2 separate regions of the Homo sapiens genome follow, and region 2 is linked to region 1. Evidence: read pairs that join two places in POLR2A ChIA-PET (ENCODE). Cell type or tissue: PC-9. All regions are shown on one strand. Each heading gives the region's core, and the rest is flanking DNA. Links, peaks and the distances in the headings are about the cores only. Region 1 has its middle 18 kb from the start of ELOA. Region 2 overlaps LOC124903877 (a long non-coding RNA gene).

The links. Peaks named below come from ENCODE experiments on the same cell type or tissue, not always from the same donor. Only the 100,000 strongest peaks of a DNase experiment are listed, where the experiment ranks them.
Region 2: POLR2A ChIA-PET joins it to region 1 with 10 read pairs; 5 of 35 experiments call an interaction of 5 or more read pairs at or near these places.

Annotation. Positions count from the first base shown.
Region 1 is chr1:23,723,534-23,726,444 of GRCh38, reverse strand. No RefSeq gene overlaps it. Among named protein-coding and RNA genes, the nearest start is that of ELOA, 18 kb to the left of the region's middle. RefSeq lists an enhancer at 2,391-2,450. In PC-9, for the core only: no CTCF peak of the experiment used is centred there; no DNase peak of the experiment used is centred there.
Region 2 is chr1:23,953,993-23,956,903 of GRCh38, reverse strand. It overlaps LOC124903877 (a long non-coding RNA gene), which reads left to right. Exons shown (of 4, transcript XR_007065541.1): 2 at 386-388. Among named protein-coding and RNA genes, the nearest start is that of PNRC2, 4.4 kb to the left of the region's middle. In PC-9, for the core only: no CTCF peak of the experiment used is centred there; a DNase peak (open chromatin) is centred at 1,543.

The DNA.
Region 1 (2,911 bases), core at 112-2,611:
TTGAACTCCCGACCTCAGGTGATCCACCCACCTCGGCCTCCCAAAGTGCTGGGATTACAGGTGTGAGCCAGCGCGCCCGGCCCGCTTATCCTTCTCTTAATAATACACTGTGGAGCACCTTCCATATCAGCATGCTATTCCATTTTGTAGACTTACTGTAATTTATTTAACTTATAAATATTTAAGGCAGGGTAAGGTGGATCATTCCTATTATCCCAACACTTTGGGAGGCCAAGACGGGAGGAGCACTTGAGCCCAGGAATTTAAGACCAACCCAGGTAACAAAGCGAGCGAGACCCAGTCTCTACAAAAAAAAAAATTTTAGGCCAGGTGCGGTGGCTCACGCCTCTAATCCCAGCACTTTGGGAGGTGAAGGCAGGCGGATCACCTGAGATCAGGAGTTCAAGACCAGCCAGGCCAACATGGGGAAACCCCATCTCTACTAAAAATACAAAAATTAGCCAGGCGTGATGGCAGGTGCCTGTAATCCCAGCTACTTGGGAGGCTGAGGCGGGAGAATTGCTTGAACCTGGGAGATGGAGGCTGCAGTGAGCCGAGATCGTGCCATTCCAGCCTAGGCGACAGAGCAAGATTCCATCTCAAAATAAATAAGTAAATAAATAAATAAATAAATAAGGCAGGTGTGGTGGCTCACACCTGTAATCCCAGCACTTTGGGAGGCTGAGGCGGGTAGATCATGAGGTCAGGAGATGGAGACCAGCCTAGCCAACATGGTGAAACCCTGTCTGTACTAAAAATATAAAAATTAGCCAGGTGTGGTGGCACGTGCCTGTAGTCCCAACTACTCGGGAGGCTAAGGCAGGAGAATCACTTGAACTCAGGAGGCAGAGGCTGCAGTGAGCTGAGATCATGCCACTGCACTCCAGCCTGGGCGACAGAGCGAGACTCCGTCTCAAAATAAATAAATAAATAAATATTTATTTATGTTGTCCTCTGTTTTTTTCTTTTTCTTTTTTTTGAGATGGAGTCTCGCTCTGTCACCCAGGCTGTAGTGCAGTGGCGTGGTCTCGGCTCACTGCAAGCTCTGCCTCCCGGGTTCACGCCATTTTCCTGCTTCAGCCTCCTGAGTAGCTGGGACTACAGGCACCTGCCACCACACCTGGATAATTTTTTTTTTTTTTTTTTTTTGTATTTTTAGTAGAGACGGGGTTTCACCATGTTAGCCAGGATGGTCTCGATCTTCTGACCTTGTGATCCGCCTGCATTGGCCTCCCAAAGTGCTGGGATTACAGGCATGAGCCACCGCGCCCGGCCTTTTTTTTTTTGAGACAGAGTCTCGCTCTGTCGCCCAGGCTGGAGTGCGGTGGCGCCATCTCGGCTCACTGCAAGCTCCGCCTCCCAGATTCACGCCAGTCTCCTGCCTCAGCCTCCCAAGTAGCTGGGATTACAGGCGCCCACCACCATGCCTGGCTAATTTTTATATTTTTAGTAGAGACAGGGTTTCACCATGTTGGCCAGGCTGGTGTCGAACTCCTGACCTCAAGTGAGTCTGCCCGCCTCAGACTCCCAAAGTGCTGGGATTACAGGCGTGAGCCACTGCGCCCGGCCTAGTTTTTCCTTCTTTAAAAAACAACTGATGCATTCACCTAAATTTGTGCGGTTGGACACTGTAGGATAATTCTAAGTAGAATTCTGGAGTCAAAGTCATGCATCTATAAGATTTTGATAGATACTGTAAAATTCTCCTCCAGAAAGGCTCTGCCAATGTACATTTCCACCAACACTGTAAGAAGTGCCTGTTTTCCATGCCCTTGCCTACGATGGGTACATTTTCCTGTTGCTTTTTCTGTACCACACATAAACTGCCTCCCTTAAGCTGCCTTCTTGTTTTTATAATTTGTTCAGTTTCACCAGCATGATTACAACTATAAAAGGAACAAAACAAAATAATCTACGTCTAGGAAACACACCAAAATGATGGCAGTGATTGGATTTATGTGGGCATGACATAAGTGATTTTTTTTTTTTTTTGAGATGGAGTTTCGCTCCTGTTGCCCAGGCTGGAGTGCAATGATGCAATCTTGGCTCACTGCAACCTCCGCCTCCCAGGTTCAAGCAATTCTCCTGTCTCAGCCTCCCGAGTAGCTGGGATTACAGGCATGCGCCACCATGCCCAGCTAATTGGGTATTTTTAGTAGAGACGGGGGTTTCTCCATGTTGGTCAGGCTGATCTCGAACCCCTGACCTCAGGTGATCCGCCTGCCTCGGCCTCCCAAAGTGCTGGGATTACAGGCGTGGGCCACCGAGCCCGGCCTATAAGTGATTTTTTTTTTCAGTATTTTCTAAATGCTCTTAAGTGAGTATTGCAGAAATTTTCTCCCTTTTCCCCCACCCATCCCTTTATTTTTTATTTAAAAGAAGAAAAATGCCCAGAGTGTTAATCTTCAGGGCAACATGGAGGAGAGTGGCTAAAGAGACTGTTGCCCTGTAGTGCAGTCAGGTTTTGTAGGACAACTGATGCTTCCCCTGCTGCCCTCCACAACTCTCACAAGTGGATGGACTGAATAGGGAAGGTGGTAAAGAAGAAGTGAAAGTAGCTGGAACTACTCAGGGCCTGAGGCAAGGTGAAAAAGAGTAAGAAGCCCGAAAAGGGGCTGGGTGCAGTGGCTCATGCCTGTAATCCCAGCACTTTGGGAGGCCGAGGTGGGGCGGATCATGAGGTCAGGAGTTAGAGCCCAGCCTGACTAGCATGGTGAAACCCCGTCTCTACTAAAAATACAAAAATTAGCTGGGCATGGTGGTGGGCAGCTGTAATCCCAGCTACTCAGGAGGCTGAGGAAGGGGAATAGCTTGAACCCAGGAGGCAGAGGTTGCAGTGAGCCGAGATCACACCACTGCACTCCAGCCTGGGTGACAGAGCGAGAATCCGTCTAAAAAAAAAAAAAAAAAC
Region 2 (2,911 bases), core at 88-2,587, 230 kb before region 1:
TGCCAGGCACTATGCCACGCTCTGGGGATACAGCAGTGAAGGAGGCTCCATCCTGGCCCTAAAGGAACCCAAAAGCTGTTTCCTTTACAATTTACCAGAGAGGGAAACTAGTGTCTGGGAAGATTTATTCCCTCCCTTCTTCCCCTGAGAGTCAAGGACAGGCAAGGCCAAAATCAGCCTGCTAACCTCACTCAGGAGGTGCAGGTAACAAACATTGTTACTGGACCCTGCAAATAAAGTAGAAAAGGAGGGGGACTCTCACAACTTGCTGAAATTTTTTCACTGGAGGATCTGTTTTGAGCTATGTATCAGTGGCAACCAAAATCAATGAAATCATTAGGAAAACATTATCTACCTAATCTGTAAGTAGAGGTGGAGCAAAAAGCAAGTGTTTCTGGGCCGGGCACAGTGGCTCACGCCTGTAGTCCCAACACTTTGGGAGGCCGAGGTGGGCAGATCACGTGAGGTCAGGAGTTCGAGACCAGCCTGGCTAACTTGGTGAAACACTGTTTCTACTAAAAATACAAAAAATTAGCTGGACGTGTGGCGCATGCCTGTAATCCCAGCTACTTGGGAGGCTGAGGCAGGAGAATCGCTTGACCCCGGGAGGCAGAGGTTGCAGTGAGCCGAGATCGCGCCATTGCACTCCAGTTTGGGCAACAACAGCAGAACTCTGTCTCAAAAAAAAAAAAAAGAAAGTGTTTCTGAAAGCCCAGCTTTGGGGGAGAGACAGGTTGTAGGCTGAGGCATACAACTGCACCAGTGCCGGGGTAGTTGGAGAAATCACCCAGGTTTGCCATGGCTTTGGAATAAGTATATAGTAGAATCGACTGGCCTTCAGGCTGAGTCTCAGTTTCTTCATCTGTAGAATGGCAATCCTCCCTGTCTTGTAGAGCTCATGGTAGGAGCCAATGAAATAATAAATGTAAAAGCACTTTTATGATGTAGATTTAGAATACACCTGTAATTCCAACACTTTGGGAGGCAGAGGCGGGAGGATCACTTGAGCCCAGGAGTTCAGGACCAGCCTGGGCAACATGGTGAAACCCCATCTCTACAAAAATTACAGAAATTAGCTGGGAGTGGGAGGTGGTGTGCCCCTGTGGTCCCAGCTACTTGAGAGGCGGAAGTGGGAGAATTCCTTGAGCCCAGGATGTCGAGACTGCAGTGAGCCATGATCACACCACTATACTCCAGCCTGGGCAACAGAGCAAGACCCTGTCTCAAAAATAAACAGAACATGCTAAAAACGTTAGGTACTTTAATATTATCCCCCAACTCCACCCCCGCCCTAGCGAGTCCATTTCAAAACAAAAGCTGGTTTGGTTCTTTTTCTTCTTTAAGCTCATATATGAAATCAGATGGTCAACTTTGAATGTTTTTGCAGGTCTGTCCGCTCAGGGCTTAATTCAGTTTGAAGAAGCAAGCAAATTCTTAGAACCTGCCAGAAGAGTGAAATGGAACACCTGCCCACTGTTTCGATGTGCCTCAGAGCTCTGATCTTGTTGCCAAACTGATTGCAAAACACACACCCCTCCCCACACCATGAATTCATTTCCTGGGGAAGCATCTGCTGCCTCCCTGCTTGCTCAGACATTCCTGAGAAGTGTCAAATCTGTTCTTAACCATTGCAGCCATTTTGGTCTAATTACTAAACGGGGCACAGGAAGTCAATGATGAACTCCCACGCCTCCTGTCGACGCTGATCCAGGGGTCCAACCTTCAAGACCCTTAAAGGATTCTGATGCCCAGACCCCATCCCAGAATCAGAATCTTTGAGCACGGGGCTGCGGCTATTCCAATCCAGTTGATTCCAATGTCTCACTCCAGTTGAGAATCACTGCTTTCAGTTTTGCTAAGGGCAATCCCCTGGTGTGGAGGCATGTTTATGAAGGAGACCCCCTTTGTCCTATGTAATTCTCAAAGTTGGTGATAACACCAAATAACCCCAACAAGTCAGAAACTAGCTCCGGAACACCCAGAGTTGTTTAGATTAGCTTTTAAAAGTGATTTTCACACAGGTGGACTCCCAAGCTCGGCCATGGGGTTCCTTGCTAGTTTGTTGATCCCAGCCGTCTAATTCTTGGCCCATTCCAGAGTTTTGGCCTCAGTCCCCAGGCCAAAGCTGAACGGAGAGACGGGCAGCGATCTCTCCAATGGCTGAACGGAGAGATGGGCAGCGATCTTGAGAGGAATTTATGAAACAGGCTGAGACTGCTACCTGCATTGATAGGAAGAGGAAATCTGGAACACACCGTGCTCACTCCCCCCAAAATAATGGTATATCGGAGCCATCTATTTACATGTAAGACCATAACAATGCCTGTCCCCCAACTATTCACACCTGTGGCATGAGGAAGAGACACACCATCCCCAGCTCAGAAATAATGGGAGGCTCTAAAGAGAATCAAAGGAGACATGAAACCACTGAAGCTCCCACACAGTGTTTGGTTGACAGTATTCTCTGGATTCCTGTAAAACATGCTTGCTTTATCACTTTCTACGTTTTATTTGTGTTTGTTTGTGTTTTTTTGTTTTTTTTTTTTGAGATGGAGTCTTGTTCTGTCACCCAAGCTGGAGTGCAGTGGCGCAATCTCGGCTCACTGCAACCTCTGCCTCCTGGGTTCAAGCGATTCTCCTGCCTCAGCCTCCCGAGTAGCTGGGATTACAGACGCCTGCCATTACACCCTGCTAATTTTTATTTATTTATTTATTTATTTATTTATTTTGAGACAGAGTCTCACTCTGTGGCCCAGGCTGGAGTGCAGTGGCACAATCTCAGCTCATCCACCTCTCAGACTCAAGCGATTCTCCTGCCTCAGCCTCCCAAGTAGCTGGGATTACAGGTGTGTACCACCACGCCTGGCTAACTTTTTAGATTTTTGGTAGAGACAGGGTTTTACCACGCTGG